Regions from separate parts of the Mus musculus genome. Here region 2 is linked to region 1. The links are chromatin loops, found by intact Hi-C in ENCODE. Cell type or tissue: left cerebral cortex. All regions are shown on one strand. Each heading gives the region's core, and the rest is flanking DNA. Links, peaks and the distances in the headings are about the cores only.

What was found. Hi-C counts contacts between places; a loop is a spot of excess contacts. Peaks named below come from ENCODE experiments on the same cell type or tissue, not always from the same donor. Only the 100,000 strongest peaks of a DNase experiment are listed, where the experiment ranks them.
Region 2: a loop joins it to region 1, with 2.8 times the contacts of the local background. A loop is called at or near these places in 2 of 42 quality-filtered maps.

Annotation. Positions count from the first base shown.
Region 1 is chr4:15,589,504-15,597,849 of GRCm38, forward strand. No RefSeq gene overlaps it. Among named protein-coding and RNA genes, the nearest start is that of Gm24317, 210 kb to the left of the region's middle. In left cerebral cortex, for the core only: a CTCF peak has its summit at 3,440 (motif pointing right); DNase peaks (open chromatin) are centred at 4,648 and 5,194; H3K27ac peaks cover 376 bases.
Region 2 is chr4:15,765,015-15,773,360 of GRCm38, forward strand. No RefSeq gene overlaps it. Among named protein-coding and RNA genes, the nearest start is that of Calb1, 110 kb to the right of the region's middle. In left cerebral cortex, for the core only: no CTCF peak of the experiment used is centred there; DNase peaks (open chromatin) are centred at 3,765, 4,039, 4,300, 5,069 and 2 more places; H3K27ac peaks cover 1,610 bases.

The sequences.
Region 1 (8,346 bases), core at 29-8,028:
ATTTGCCAGGTACTGACATAGCCTCATATGACACAGCTATATCAGGGTCCTGTCAGCAATATCTTTCTGGCATATGCAATAGTGTCTGGGTTTGGTGGTTGTTTATGGGATAGATCCCAGGATGATTCTTCCTTCCAACTCAGCTCTGAAATTTGTCTCTGTAACTCCTTCCATGGGTATTTTGTTCCCCATGCTAAGAAGAAACAAAGTATCTATACTTTGGTCTTCCTTCTTCTTGAGTTTCATGTGTTTTGCAAATTGTATCTCAGGAATCACCATGCCTGACCTCAAGCTGTACTATAGAGCAGTCGTGATAAAAACTGCATGGCAGGCAGGTAGATCAGTGCAATAGAGTTGAAGACCCAGAAATGATCCCACACACCTATGATCACTTGATCTTTGACTAAGGAGCTAAAACCATCTAGTGGAAAAAAGACAGAATTTTCAACAAATGATGCTGGCACAACTGGCAGTCTACATGTAGAAGAATGCAAATTGATCCATTCTTATCTCCCTGAAAAAAGCTCAAGTCCAAGTTGAACAAGGACCTCCACGTAAAACCAGATACACTAATTCAGAAGAGAAAGCAGGGAAAAACCTTGAACACATGGGTACAGGGGGAAAGTTCCTGAACAGAACACCAATGACTTAAGCTGTAATATCAATAATCGACAAATGGGACTTCATAAAATTGCAAAGTTTCTGTAAGTACTGAAAATAGGACAAAACAGCAACCAACAGATTGAGAAAAGATCTTTACCAATCCTACATCTGATGAAGGGCTAAAATCCAATATATACAAAGAATTCAAGAAGTTAGACTCCAGAGAACCAAATAACTTTATTAAAAAATGGGGGAATAGAGCTAAACAGAGAATTCTCAACTGAGGAAACTCAAATGTCTGAGAAGCACCTGGAAATATGTTCAACATCCTTAGTCATCAGGGAAATGCAAACCAAAACAACCATGAGATTCCACCTCATACCAATCAAAATGACTAAGATCAAAAACTCAGGTCACAGGATGGCAAGTATGTGGGAAAAGAGGAACACTCCTCCATTGCTGGTGGGATTTTAAACTGCTATGACCACTCTGGAAATGAATCTGAAGGCTCCTAAGATAATTGACCTAGCTATACCACTCTTGGGCATATACCCAGAAGATGCCCCATCATGCTACAGGGCACATGTTCTACTACATCCATAGCAGCCTTATTTGTGATAGCCAGAAGCTGGAAACAATCCAGATATCTCTCAACAGAGGAATGGATACAAAAAATGTGGTACATTTACACAATGAAATACTACATTTACACATGAAATGCATGTATCTGGAGGACATCATCCTGAATGACATAACCCAATCACAAAAGAACACACATGATATGCACTCACTAATAAGTGGATCTTAGCACAGAAACTTAGAATACCGAAGATGTCCTTGTTCTTAATAGCTGAATAATATTTTATTGTGTAAACCAACCACATTTTCCGTATCCATTCTTCCATTGTGGGATATCTGGGTTGTTTTCACCTTCTGGCTATCACAAATAAGGCTGCTATGGATGTAGTAGAATCATTGAAACTGTAGGTTGTTTTTGGTAGGGTGGATATTTTTACTGTTCATTCTACCAACCCATGACCATGGTTTCTTATAGAACACAGGGTCACCAGCCCACCTAAGGTTCCATCCCATCTGCAGACACCAAACCCAGACACTATTATTGATGCTGAGAAGTGCTTGTTGACAGGAGCCTGGTATGGCTGTACTCCGAGAGGCTCTGCCAGAGCCTGACCAATACAGATGCAGATGCTTACAGTCAACCATTAGACTGAGCACAGGTATCCCAATGGAGGAGTTAAGGGAAGGACTGAAGGAGATGAAGGGGTTTGAAACCCCATAGGAAGAACAACAATATCAACCAACCAGACACCCCAAAGCTCCTAGGGACTAAACCACAAACCAAAGAGTACACATGTAGGGACCCATGTCTCCAGCCACATATATAGAAGAGGATGGCCTTATCTGGCATCAGTGGGAGGGGAGGCCCTTGGTTCTGTCAAGATTCAATGCCCCAACACAGAGGAATGCTAGGCTGGTGAGGTGGGAGTGGGTGGGTGAAGGAGCTCTCTCCTAGAAACTGAGGGGAGAGGGAATGGGATAGGGGGTTTGTGGAGAGGAAACTGGGAAGGGGAATAACATTTGACATGTAAATAAATAAAATAACCAACAATTTTTTAAAAAATGTAGAAATATATGTATTTTAAACAATATATCTTCCCATTTCCAGTCTTATATTGAGGTCACTTGATATGATAAGTGCATAGTTCAGTTATAGATAAGATGCTGATTGATAAACTACATTAAAATTAAGAAGAATATTTTAGTTACTGTACTATTATATTTCTGTTCTACTGTTGTGATGAAGTACCATGATCAAGGCAACAAAATCACAAGAATATTTAATTGGGGTTTGCTTACAGTTTCATAGAATTAATCACTGAACACATGTCATGGTGAGGCAGACATGGTGCAGAAGTTCATAGCTGAAAGCTCACATCTGATCAATAAGTTGCATACAGAAAACACTAGGCCTTGTAAGGACTTTCAGAACCTTGAAGCTCACCTCCAAAGGCATGCCTCCTCCAGCAAGAACACACTTCCAAATCCTTCATAAACAATCTTCCAAGTAGGTACTAAGCATCTAAACATATGGCATATGGGGGCCATTTTTAATAAACTACTTCAAAGCAATAAAAGTAGAAAGACAATAATCAGAGAAAATACTCAAATTCTTGCACTAAAACTGAAAAAAATCATAGAGCTTCTATAACTCATCCTGGAAAATAGACAAATCAGTAGGAAGAGGAACAACAAGGCATGAAATGGTATTCCATGTGGAGCACACAGGTCCAAAGCTGCTGAATCCTATTAAGTATCAGGAAACCAAAGCAATGACATTGAGTTCGAAATCTACAAGATCAGCTCAATTAAAACACTGAAGACTAGAGCCAAAGAGATGGTTCAACTATCATGAGTATTACTGCTCTCGTAGGAACCTGAGTTTTGTTCCTACAACCCACCTCTGGAGGCTCACAATGCCATTTGCAGCTACAGCTCTAGGGGCTTCTACTGCTTCTTCTGGCCTCCTTTGGCTCCTGAACACACATGCAACTAACTACACTCACACACACACTTAAAATAATTAACAAATAACACCAAAAACTGACAACAGCAGGTACCAATGTTGATAGAGCATCTAGAGTGATCATTTATTTTTGGAGTGTACATTTGTATAGCCACTTTAGGAATCTCATTGATAATATTGGGTGTAGTTATATTTTTTCTTATTTTTAAAACTTATCTATTTTTATGGGTGTGGGTGTTTTGCCTGCGACTATTATCTGTACACCATGTGCACGTAGTTCTCCCAGAAGCCAGAAGAGGGCACTTGCATTTCCTGGGGCTGGAGTTACAGGGGGCTATAGGGTTGGGAATTGAACCCTGATTCTTTGGAAGAACAGCTTAACAATTGGTCTATTACTCCAGCCCACAGTTTTTGTTTTAAGTACTTCAGCATAGATAAAGCTGAATTATTTGTAGCCCAGGTGTGGTTAGTTGACATTTAAAGGTTTTCAACCAGAAGTTACACTCAAGTAGTAGCTGGCTCAAATTTGAAAGATATTTACCTGAATTCTTCTCTCCAAAGGCAGCATGCACTACAAAAACGCTTCCTAACAAAAGAAATAGCAGAAATACTTTTTCATTGCTAAAATGAGTGATGTTTGAGAAATGCGGCTGCCTGGATATGATCTTTAGCTACCACTACCTTATCGATATGGAGTGAAACATGTGAGCCCAGAAACTTAGCATCGCCCAGCACTGCCTTAGAAGCAGAGCTGGGGGGGTCAGAGTTCTCTTCCTAATGGAGTACACTATAACAGATTCATGAGTGTTAGGTATTTACACCATTGTACTTCTTTGGAATGCATTGTAAATGCACAAAGTGATGGAGAAAAGAGATTTCAGTATCCAGGAGAGCAAGCTTTAAGAGTTGTATCACTGACTGACAAGTCCTGCTTTCACTGTAGTGTGGTACCCACCCCTGCTCCATCCTTCAGAATATAATGTTAAGTATAGCTCCCCTAACACCCAATTCACCCAGTCTAGGGAGTGAGACAGACACCTCAATTGCAATCAATTGCAACCAACATAGGGGTTGTGATGCAGTGAAATTGGTACACAAAGAAGGAGATTGTTAATCTGAGCCATAATGTAGATACAAGAACAAAAGAGAGCTAATTTTTTTTTATGAAATGGGAGAGTTAACACCTGTAGAATGTATAAGAACTTCACAATCATGTTTTAAAGTGAGAAATCAGCAAGTCAGGAGCATCCCAACTCTAGAATATAGAATAGAATTCAGCAGGCAGCACAGACTGTATTCAAACCCATCGCAGTTATAAATCACAACCCCTCTAGTTTCTAGCTATTCTATCCAATAACATTAACTAGCCTGTCCACAATGGAGCTTGTTCACCCACACAACAGAGGTATAAATAGGACCCTTTTACAGCTATTCTAAAGATTAAATAAGTTAAATATATACAAACTGCATAGAACAAAGTGTGGTACATGGCAATAAATCAAAACATTGTGCCAGGCTGTGTTTATAGATTGTATGAGCTTTTTAGAACTGCCATAACAAAGCACCGTGTGCTGAGTGGTTGTCGCCATAGAAACCCATGTCCTCACAGTGCTAAAAGTCAAAGATTAATGTGTTGGTTTAGCTTCTTCTGGGACTCTCCTCTCTTCTTTTTGTTGAAAGACAGCCTCCTTCTCCCTCAGTCCTCATGTAGTTATCCTTCTGTTTCTGTCTAATTTCCTCTTCCTGTAAGGATCCATCCTATTGATCTCATTCTCCCTTAATACCCTTGTCACAAATACCAGCTCCAAACACACTCACATTCAGAGATTTGAGAGAATAGAATTTTTACACATGAATTCTAACAGAACATGATTCAGCTAATCAAAAGCACACCGGAGACACTGGCAGAGTATGTAGCTTGGCACTCTGAAAGGTTTATTTTGTTCCTTTATTTTGGTGAGATTTGTTTTAAGCAATCCATCTAAAATCAGAACCCAATGACTTGTTCCTCCTGGCATGCTCTCTGCCAATATCATAGCTGTGCTCCTTCAAGGCTGAATCCAAGAAGAGGGAGGAGATGTCGGCAGTGTGGGGGTGTAAGAGTTGGCTTAGCCCAGGGACGATGGAGGGGGTAAAAAGGAAGCTTTCAGACAAGAAAATGCTGTCTTCTTCAACTGCAGTTTGCACTTTCAAAGATGACTCCCTTATCTCTGTAAATAGGGCTTTTGAATTACTCAGGTGTGTGAGCAGGACATAGATAAAGATACAGTATTTTTTTTTTTTTTTTGTCATTTAAAAATAAGGTCTGGAGTGATGGATTGATCAGTGCAAGCTGTGATAGTATGAGGCCCTGAATGCAGATCATTAGCCCCTACACCGAAATGCAGGCATGGCAATATATACCTGCAACCACTGTAGTCAGGAGAATCTGCAAGGTTTGCTGGCCAGGCAATCTAGTCAAATCAGTGGTCTCCAGTTCAAGAACTCAAAATTAATGAGGCAGAGAACAATTGAGCAAGACATGCAACATAACCTTGTTCCCACCACGGAAATGCACACACACAAAGTATACCTACAAGCACACGTGCACACACAACACCATTCTCTACACAAATATTATATTGTGTAAATATTACATTGCTGTATACCAGAGCTAAGTTTGTAAAAAGCTTTCCAGACAATTCAGGTTTGGAATTCATCTTGGAAGTGATAGGAAATGACTTATATTTCTAAATAGAAATTTAATAAAGTCTAATTTTGGAGAATTGTAGTCTCAGAATTACAGAGCAGGAAGTGATTGGAAAAGAAAATGTGATGGCAGAAAGGCACAGCATGGGCCACTGCATCCACAATAAAGCAAAGACCACAGAAGAGAAAAGAACCGTTCAATTAAGGATTGTGCCAGAATTGCTGCCCATAGATTGGCAGATAGGAAGAGCATATTTGGAAGATTATTACTTCTTTATTATTAATCTTAGAAGCAATATTCCAAACCAGGAAAATAGAGGAGGGGGGAGACAAAACCAGTAATGCAAACTGAGGTAAAAGCAGCGAGCAAGGTAGGGGACCCAGCAGAGATAGGGCAGGATGGAAAAACAAAACAAATGAAAACTCTCAAAAAGCACAACAACAATAACAAAAGGCTAGGGAGGTTGTTATAAAGACAGAGCAGGACAGTTTATACCCATCACGAGAAGCTAGGTAGCACCTACCACATACACCTCGCTCTCCTTCATCATATATTTCTAAATGAGTACCAAGTACTGTATTCTTTCTGGCTTCTGATGTAGCTTCAGGGTTGCTTACTTATCGTGGGGTCAGTAGCCTGATGACTGAAGTTCAATGTGTCCTCCATACCCAGCTTTCTGGTTGGATTTTTGCATTTTCTAACAGGCATACAAGATAAAATGAAAGGCTTACGTATTTTGCCCTCTTCCACACATGTGAAGCAAGAGCACAGATAGATTGAAGATGATTGAATCTGGGCACAGGAGGTTGAGGGGAGAGCCAAGCTGGCTTTAACCCTTGTTCATCCCACCTGAGCATGGTTGCCCAGGACGTCACTGCAGAGTGAGAAATGCCTGTGTTCTATTAACAGCATATTGTCTCAGCCTTTTGGCAGTGGGAACTGGCAGTTCTAACCGTACACCTGTCACTTCAACTCTCCTGTCATGTTTGCCTTGTTTCCTCTTTTTATTTTTCTCTTGCCAGTAACTAGGGTTTGTTGGAGTAGTAACTGAATTATGGATTTGTGTGTAGGAACAAGCTATATTAAACTCTCTTATCAATAGATCACATGCCTCAAACTTTAACTGAATTCTACAAGAAATCCAACCTTCTCCATTGTTCTAGAAGCAAACCAGGAGGAATTGGGCGCAGACAACCTACAAGGAGCTGACTTCTGTCACGCATCTGAGTCAGCTCCAAGCAGGGATAATGATGGTCCCTGATTGGGGAGGATGGAAGGTGCATATAAAATGGAGTGAAATTATATGGGTCTGTTAAATGTCAGGACGAGATTGAGTCATAACAGAGCCACAGAAGCCATTGTGTCAGCTCGGCAGGGGTCAGGTGGGAAGAGTATTTCTGCTAACCAGCAGCAGCTGTTTACCTCAAGTTGCTCTTTCCTAATCATTTCAAGCATCTTTTAGAGAATTAAAATTTATGAACTGAATCTAACAGATCATATTGCTAAAAACATCAAATCCACAAGTTATTATTTGTTCCAGATACAGGAAGTTGGTGATAGACCAGCCTGAGTCCATCTTAAGATTTGAAGCCATCTAGTTGCAAGGTCAAAATAAGTCTATTCATTTTTTTTTTCTGTAAAACTTGAATTTGACCACATCTTAACCAATTTCCTGGAATTTGACCTGTTCAACATCATATACTTTGTACCATCACTTCTACCTTGATAAAACTGATGCTCTGCAAATAATTTTGAGATGTTCAGCCAGATTTCTATGTAACCAAAAAAAATCTCTCAACTCTTTGAAATCCCCTAGTCTTGTGGGCTTTTTAAAGCTATAAGAACCCCACTGTCTCCTGTGTTCATGGTCATTGCCTCAAGCCCACTTTAAGGAGTCAGCCCTGTATAATAGAAAACAAAGCTTGCTTAAGTTGACCTAAAACTGGGGTGATGTCCTCATTCTCATTTGGTGGGACTGGAGCTGATGGGATCTCATTGGTGGGAAAACTGTTGGACATGGCGCTTTTCAAGTTTGTGTGTGTGTGTGTGTGTGTGTGTGTGTGTGTGTGTGTGTGTGTGTATGATCTATAGTTAATGATGGTCTTTAATTCATGATACAATCTGATTAAAAAGTCACGTTCTCAGTTAAAACTGTGGAAGTATTAACTTAGCAAAGATTATATTTTGTCTTATTGCGTGGTTTTGGAAAAGATTAACTTTTGAGAAGTATTTTTATTGCAAAATTCACAGTTTGCTCTTTATATCAAAAAGACAAGACACTAAAAACCAGTAATGTATGCCTGAGGATTTTGTCTGCCTATTCTTGTTATTTTTTTACAACTAAACATGGTAAAAAAATTTTAGAATTATGAAGCAAATATTTATAACCCTCTCTCTACTACAAATTGGTAAATCCATAAAAGAAGAACTTCGATAGAACAAATAATTAGCATTTCTGGGATGAGTTGGCTATAGATGGTGTACAAGCACAAATGTTGTAAAGATATCA
Region 2 (8,346 bases), core at 242-8,241, 180 kb after region 1:
AGGGTTGTCTCCCTTTGTGATTTTTTTTTATTGTTTCTACTTCCATTTTTTAGATCCTGGATGGTTTTGTTCAATTCCTTCACCTGTTTGGTTGTGTTTTCCTGTATTTCTTTAAGGGCTTCCAGCTGTTTACCTGTGTTCGCCTGTATTTCTTTAAGGGAGTCATTTATGTCCTGCTTAAAGTCCTCTATCATCATCATGAGATTTGATTTTAAATCAGAGTCTTGCTTTTCTTGTGTGTTGGGGTATCCAGGGCTCTTTGTAGTGGGAGAGCTGGTTTCTGATGATGCCAAATAGCCTTGGTTTTGTTGCTTATGTTCTTGCCCTTGCCTCTCGCCATCTGGTTATCTCTGGTGTTAGCTGGTCTTGCTGTCTCTGACTGTGGCATGTCCTTCATATGAGACTGTGTCAGTATTCCTGGAAGACCAGTTCTCTCTGGGAGGAATTTGAGTATGGAGAGCTGTGGCACGGGGTCAGCTCTGGGGTGCAGACAGAAACCGGGAAAATCCTGTCCCTGGCTTTTCCTTGCTTCCTGTGCCCTGATGGCTCTGAGTGGGTCCCTGTTGGGCGAGGAATTTGAGCAGAAGTGGTAGTTTTATCTGTGCTCACAAGAGTGTTGGCACTCCTGGGAGACCAGCTCTCTCCTGACAGTATTTGGGTATGGAGTGCTGTGGCACAGGATCAGTTCTGGGCACAGACTGGGCTACTGATTTCTTTAAGATAATTTGTATTCAAATCCTTTGTTGAAGGAGTTTATCAGCCACAGGAATTCTCTGGTAGAAATTTTCAGTTCACTTATGTATACATAAGTATTATATTATTGTATTATCTATGAATAGCAATACTTTGAGTTCTTCCTTTCTAATTTGTGTCTCCCCCCCCACCCCCCCTTCCAATCTTCTTTAGTTCTCTTATTGCTCTGGCTAGTTCTTCAAGTACTATATTCAAGAGATATGGAGAGATGTCAGCCTTATTTTGTTCATGATTTTAGCAGTAATTGTTTAAGTTACTAAATTCTATAATAGTAAAAGCAAGCCTAAGAAAAATAATAATTCTAGAGGTATAACTACATTTAATTTCAAATTTTACTATGGAACCAAAATGCCAAAGCAACATGGTCCTAAAACAAACACAGACACATAGATCAGTAGACTACACTAGAGGGGCCTGATATAAATATATTGCAGCTAAAGCCATGACTGTTTCTTTCTTTTTTTTTTAATTAGGCATTTTCTTCATTTACATTTCCAATGCTATCCCAAAAGTCCCCCATACCCTCCCCACCCAACTCCCCTACCCACCCCCTCCCACTTCTTGGCCCTGGCGTTCCCCTGTACTGAGGCATATAAAGTTTGCAAGACCAATGGGCCTCTCTTTCCACTGATGGCTGACTAGGCCATCTTCTGATACATATGAAGCTAGAGACACGAGCTCCGGGGGGTACTGGTTAGTTCATATTGTTGTTCCACCTATAGGGTTTCAGATCCCTTTAGCTCCTTGGGTACTTTCTCTAGCTCCTCCATTGGGGGCCCTGTAGCTGACTGCGACAATCTTTGTTAGATATATACCTGATAATGAATTACTATTTAAATATTTTCATAACTCAAAAAAAAACTGAAGAAAAGAAGTTAAGTAGCACAATAAGTAGGCTAGTAGGCATTTCTCAAGAACTGTAATATAAAGAGTAATAAACACAGAAAATGCTCAACCTCACTATAAGACAAATGAAAATCTAATTACATTGAGATTCTAACTTGTTCTATTCAGAATGTCAATTAATAAGAGAACAAATGTTGGTGAGAATGTAGACAAATTGGAGCCCTAATATGGCTAGTTATAATGTAAACATTTCCAGCCACTGTCTAAAACAATGTGGAGTTTTCTCAAGACACTATGATCCATATGATCCAGCTGTACCACTCCTGGGCAATTTACACAAAGAACTTCCCTTCAATATATCAAAGAGATGCCTATACATTAATGATTATTGCAGCACTATTCACAATAGCCAACTTTGGGTCCAAACGCAACAAAATTGATTAAAAAAAATATATATATATAGTGTGTGTGTGTGTGTGTGTGTGTGTGTGTGTGTGTGTGTGTAAATTTGAGAATTTGGGAATTTTAAAATTTTGAGTTCTTAAAAAACATAGAAATATTATAAGAAATTAAAATGCTTTCATTTTAATCACTGGTTTGAGATGTGGGGCTTCTTGGAATGGTCCTCAGCAGCAGACCATGGTTTGCCCCATGTTCTAGCAGAAGCATAGTCCTGCCAACTGCAGAGAATTCTGCAATTGTGTGACATCTGGATTTCTGGAAAACTTTCAGAGGGTAAATATATCCTAAGGCCCTGAGAGGCATGATGGGTGATTGATTGATGGTCATTTAGGGGGTTGTTTGTGGTGTATTCATAGCTGTGGTCAAAAAAGAAAGAAAAAGAAATAAATTAGATTGAGGGATTATCCTAATTCTTTTCTCTGATCTATCTTCCTATCTCTTGTTAGTGTTGAAACAGGGATGGAGTGAGAGGAGGGGAAAACAAAGAACTCACAAAGTAGCAAAGACCATCTACATATATGATAGTGTGTATGTGCATGTGTGTATATATATACAATACAGAGATACCTATATAGGGACAAAGAATAACAAAGTTTTATTATTCCCAAAGAAAATGAATAAACTTGGATATACTCATATTAAGTGAATTAAGTCAGCCTCAGATAAGCACCATGGTATTTCTCATTTGTGACTCATAGATTTTATACAGATACATAAAACCATATGTGTGTGTGTGTGTGTGTGTGTGTGTGTGTGTGTGTGTGTGTGTGTAGAAGCAAGTGATAAAAGGGAAAGTCAGAGCAATAGGTAGGAAGAGTAGGATGAACACAGAATATATGCTTATATGAAAATGTTCTTATATAACACTATACCATAATACCCAATGAAAAAATTTAAAAATATATATATACATGCTTTATAGTTCGTTTCATTTATGTTCTAGATCGAAGAGTAGTGACTTTACCCAATTCAAAACTGTCTTTGTTACTTACTAGTTATATTTGATAACTTACCCTCACTTTGTCCCCTAATATATGAGTAAAATAATAATATTTCTATTCCTAAATAGTCTGCTGGAAGGATGAAATCAGTTTTCCACATCCATAGTCTTTAGAACAACGTGTAGTCCATGAATGGTCAACATTAATTCTATGTAGAATTCCCTATTCTTTCTTTCTATAAACCCATAAATATAACTTTAATTCCCCCATGTAGAACTTGACTAGATCAACAGTATGCTATGCACCCATTCTGAAACCTTTTGGAATGGAAAAGGAGTATCTCACTAAATTATAAAGATTCTTTTCAATCATAAAGTTATTCAGTGTTGAAGCTCATGTGCTAGGAGATTTCTTGGCATGCAATATATACAGAACATATGTTTCTTTGTGTTATACAGGGCCAGGTAGAATGATATGTATGAAAGAATGATACTCAAGAGAACTAATGAAGACACTAGGTATTTCAGGGGACAATCTGTTTTAAAAGTCACACCAGAGATAGATACAGAGACAGACAGAGACACACAGAGAGAGACAGAGACACACAGAGAGAGACAGATGCAAAGACAGAGACAAACAGAGACAGAGGCAGAGGGACAGAGAGACAGAGACAAAATATATCATTTTTTTCCTACTTCACAGTTTGAGTTGGCATGATCTGAGAGCTTCTCTTCTCATCCCCTTGGTAACATCCCTGCTTTTCAAAACCTGGCTTTTTATAACAGAATGTTTGCTAGCTGTCAGGTTGAATCAAAATAAATATCCACCTAGAATGAAGACAAGACATTAGAATGATTTACCAATAACACATCAAAATACCATCTAGAGGATGCTTGAGGATAAATGAATTTGGCAGAATAAGAAACATTTCTGTAACTCTGCACTTATTTTCTCTCCACTATATTCTCTCGTTTATGAAGAATACTCTAATTTCAGTAAAATACACCCACTCCCACCTTCTTCTGGCTAAGGCTGTTTGGTACAAGTACATGTTCCAAGGAATGCTCATTTGACTCCAAATTTGAAGCAGTACCTTGGAACAAAGAGGCTGAAGAAATCAATGAGCATAATGGCCACATTAATAAGAACAAGAACTTTAGAGAAAAGAACTGTGACACTTAATGCAAGCTGTTCAAAATAAAGGAAGACGTAGATGCCTTTAAAAGTTCCACTAAGCATGCAAACGAACAAATGGAAGGAGGGCCAGATTCGTCAGGAAATAGAAAGCTAACTGCCCCCAGCCATCTTCCTACCCGAGCTACATGCATGAAGCCAGAACTTCGTCAAACATTCTTAGGAGGTTTATAGTGACAGGAGCATGTCATTCAGAGTAAATATTGCATTTGCTGATCTTCTCGGGGACAAAACACTGGGAGTACGTAAACAAATGTCACTTTATCCATTTAGCAAGATTTTTCATATGAGCAAAATGAGATGAAAGGCAGTTCACACTGTACTAATTATAAGACATCCAAGATGATCCAGGTGTGTGTGACTAAGTCTAGTCGCTGGAAAGAAGAAAAAAATCTGATTTATATAATTTTCCTACTGCCTTTTAAACAAGATACTACTTAAATGCAAAGCTACAAGCTAACAGCAGCCAACACCTGCATACCTCTGCTACTTACACACGAAACAAGTAATAGCCTCCTTCCCTGAATTAGAGCTGAAGTAGTTATCAGATGGTGTCTAGTCTAACCATTCTACCCAACAATAAACCACAAAGAAAGGCATGTAACTGATAAAACACTCCACCTTAGGGCTGGACCAGAGCCTTGACATGGGGAAAGTCTCTGCAAATGTGAGACAGTGCATGGGAGGTCTCAGTACAAATGAGAGCAGGGTGCTGGCTGCTGTACTGTATTCTGCATGTGGCCATCCACCACCTCAAGCTGTAACAGTAGAACCAGTAGCTAGGAGTAGGTGCAGATTCTATCTTGGTTTCCCTCCTCCTCCTTGTTCCCATTGACCATGCTGCCAAATCCAGAACTGTCACTCCACTGCTCTATCATTGGAAGAAGGAGGGGGTGTCTAAAAAGACCAGTACAGTAATTTCATTCCACCCCTTCACTGCCCAGAATCAAGGTTATATAAAATTGACCAATAGGGCCAAGAAGGATTTGATGCGGTTCTCACGAACCGTATTTCAGGGAGGTATTTTTTCTTTGTTAATGTGACTTTCCTACCACAGTTAAGCAACACCCTACTTTTGAAAACATGCTAACAACACTCACCACTGTATGGTTTCCTGGGTAAAGATTAACTAATATTGTCTCCATTGTGACAAGCTTTCTATTTGTGGCTTGAGACAGATGGACCTAGTTCTGTGTGTGCCTCCACTGAAACCGTTCTGCTGTGAAATTCTTTCAGTTGTGGAGAAAACAATCCAGGGCAAGGCTAGTCCATGGTTTATATTTCCTTATCTCACCAGTGTCTAAATTATATCCCAAACTTTCAGGCTTATAATGGAAAATTGAAGATGTCTTATTTCTTCCTACTCATGTATTTTTCTGCATCTGGGTAGACATGAAAATCTGCTTCTGGTATTGGGGGATATTCTAATCCCTAATGGAAAGTACATGGCAAACTCCAAGGTCAAGCTTAATATCTCCAGAAAAATGAAGTTGCTTTTAAAATTCAAGTGCCTAAGTGATAGATCATCAGATAGCTTCCAATGGATAGCGGCCTCTCTCCAAATGATTTTTTATTTTGGTGAGGTGCATTCCCAGAACCCAGGAACAGTAAGAATGTCTCTGCAATCTAGAGACCACTGTATGATCACATAAAATATGGGTTCATTGGTGTTTTGTCTGGTCCATACTTACCAATGTTCTTAGTGTCTCTTTTTGTATCAAACAGATATTTTTATTTCTCAGTTTATGTGTTTTGATCTTTCCCTCTGTCCTGGCTGGTTTTCTATATCAACTTGACACAAGCTAAGGACATCAGAGAGGAAGGAGCTTCAATTGAGGAAATGCCTCCATGACATCCAGCCATGAGGCATTTTCTCAATTAGTGATCAAAGGGAGTGGGCCCAGCCCATTGTGTGTGACTCTAGCTTTGTGCTGGTAGTCCTGGGAACTATTAAAAAAAAAGCTGCCTGAGGAAGCCATGGGAAATTAGCCAGAAAGCAGCATCTGTCTATGCCTCTGCATCAACTCCTGCCTTCAGGTTCCAGCCCTGCTTGACTTCCTGTCCTGACTTCCTCCAATGATGGTCTATGATCAGGAAGTGTAAGCCAAATTAAACCCTGTGCTGTACAAGTTTCATTTTGGTCATGGTGTTGTGTTGCAGCAGTAGAACCCCTGATTAAGAACCCCTCACTAAAGTGCATACTTGTGAGGGCAGTGACCATGGTGAATTCAAGAATTTCTTTGTGCACCCACAACAGGCTTTGTGCACCAGAATAGTGGTTGCCTAAAGAATCTGTTTTTACTTGTACATCTTATATTTAAGTTGTCTGCCTAGTGGTTTGGCCTATTTTTTTTTTTCGAGACAGGGTTTCTATGTGTAGCCCTGGCTGTCCTGGAACTCACTCTGTAGACCAGGCTGGCCTCAAACTCAGAAATCTCGCCTGCCTCTGCCTCCCAACTGCTGGGATTAAAGGCGTGCGCCACCACCGCCCCGGCAGGTTTGGCCTATTCTTTACCTTATTCCTACTTTGTGCTGCCACCTCTCTAATACATAGATATTAGAACTAGACCCATTTGGTCTAAAAAGAAAACAGATCCTGCTTCAAGATTCCAGGAGGGAAGCCTCCAGGCCATGGAAACAGTCATCATTAGAAAGATTTACCAGAGGAGGTAAAGGTAAACAGCTCCTCTCAGAAAAAGATAGGGAAGGAATCCATGAAGACAGAATAAAGGAGAGGTCTAGGAAGCCTGAAATTCCCAAAATTCTGCCTTTGAAACAGTAACGAAAGATAGACCCCATTATTAGAACTATGGAAGCTCAGTGTGATGAGTTCCAACTGCAGCCCCAGCATGTAAAAGATGGAGGCAGAAAGTTTAGGAATTCAAGGTTATCTTCGTGTGCATAGTAAGCTTGAAGCCAACCATAGTACATTAGATCCTATTTAAAAACAAAATCAAACCAAAAATGGGGAAGGGGAGAGCTATAACCAAAAATAGAGATTATGAAGAAGCTTTATGGAAGACCACTATTCTGTAAGCTACTTACAAATCATAATTAATATTAACATCTGAGGGAGATGAGTCTACTGTGATCAACCTCATTTTAGGACAAGAATATGGAGCCCATGTAGAGGCTCAGACCTGTATGCATATGAATGTATGAACTTAAGTCCCAAGGTCATCTGGTTTGTAGTATTTTGTTCTCTTTTGTTTGTTTTTCTTTTTTATTCTGAAAGAAGCAGAGCTTGCATCATGTAGTGTGGAAGTTTTCTTACATGATGCTTCAGTGTCATGTCTCCACAAACAGCCAGGTCCACAGAATCCGAGGCCCAGGTTCGCACAGATGATCATAAGAGGGAAATGTCTCAGGGGTGTGGAAAGATGATCTAGTACATTAACTGGCTACTGTAATGTTTAATTCATCACGTTTTAACGTTCTGCTGAGGGAAAAAAATTAATAGAGTTGAGAAATGGAGCTAAGAGCATTGATGCCAAGAATCTGGTTTCTTTGTGATTCTGCTCTACTGGACACACAGTGAGTCATATCAAACCAAGCACTCATTGAAGAATATCAGGAAATCCAGGGCTGTAGAGAGTCAGATTTAAAATCATTCACAATCTGTAAAGTGTACTCCAGTGGCCATGGACCCAAGAGATAGGAAGACAGAGTTGTTGAAAGATTCATGGATGAAAAGTGTCTGGTTTCCTGAAGGAGCTGATAAAGGATGAGTAATGTTTTTACAAATGGCAAATATACCATTTTCAAGGGAGAGTTCAGCAAAGGATGTGTCACTGACCATTGCCACTACCTCCAGGTTTCTGTTCACAGAGTCATTGACTAGCATGTCACTAGCAAGTCTCAAGGCATTGAGTGAAAACGGGCCCCATGAGCTCATATGTTTGAATAGTTCGTCCCCAGTTGGCCCCGTGTTAGTCCCCAGTTGTTCTGGGAAAGATTAGGAAGTGTGGTCTTGGAGGAAAAGTGTCACTGAGAGTGTGCTCTGAGGTTCAAAGGGCTCAAGCCATCCCTGCTGTGCTTTTTGGCTTTCTGTCTGTGGATGAGGGTGAGCACTCTCAGTTGCTGCTCCAGTTATACCTGCCTGCCTCTCTCAGTGATGAGGGTGGACTTCTCTTCCTCTGGAACTGTAAGC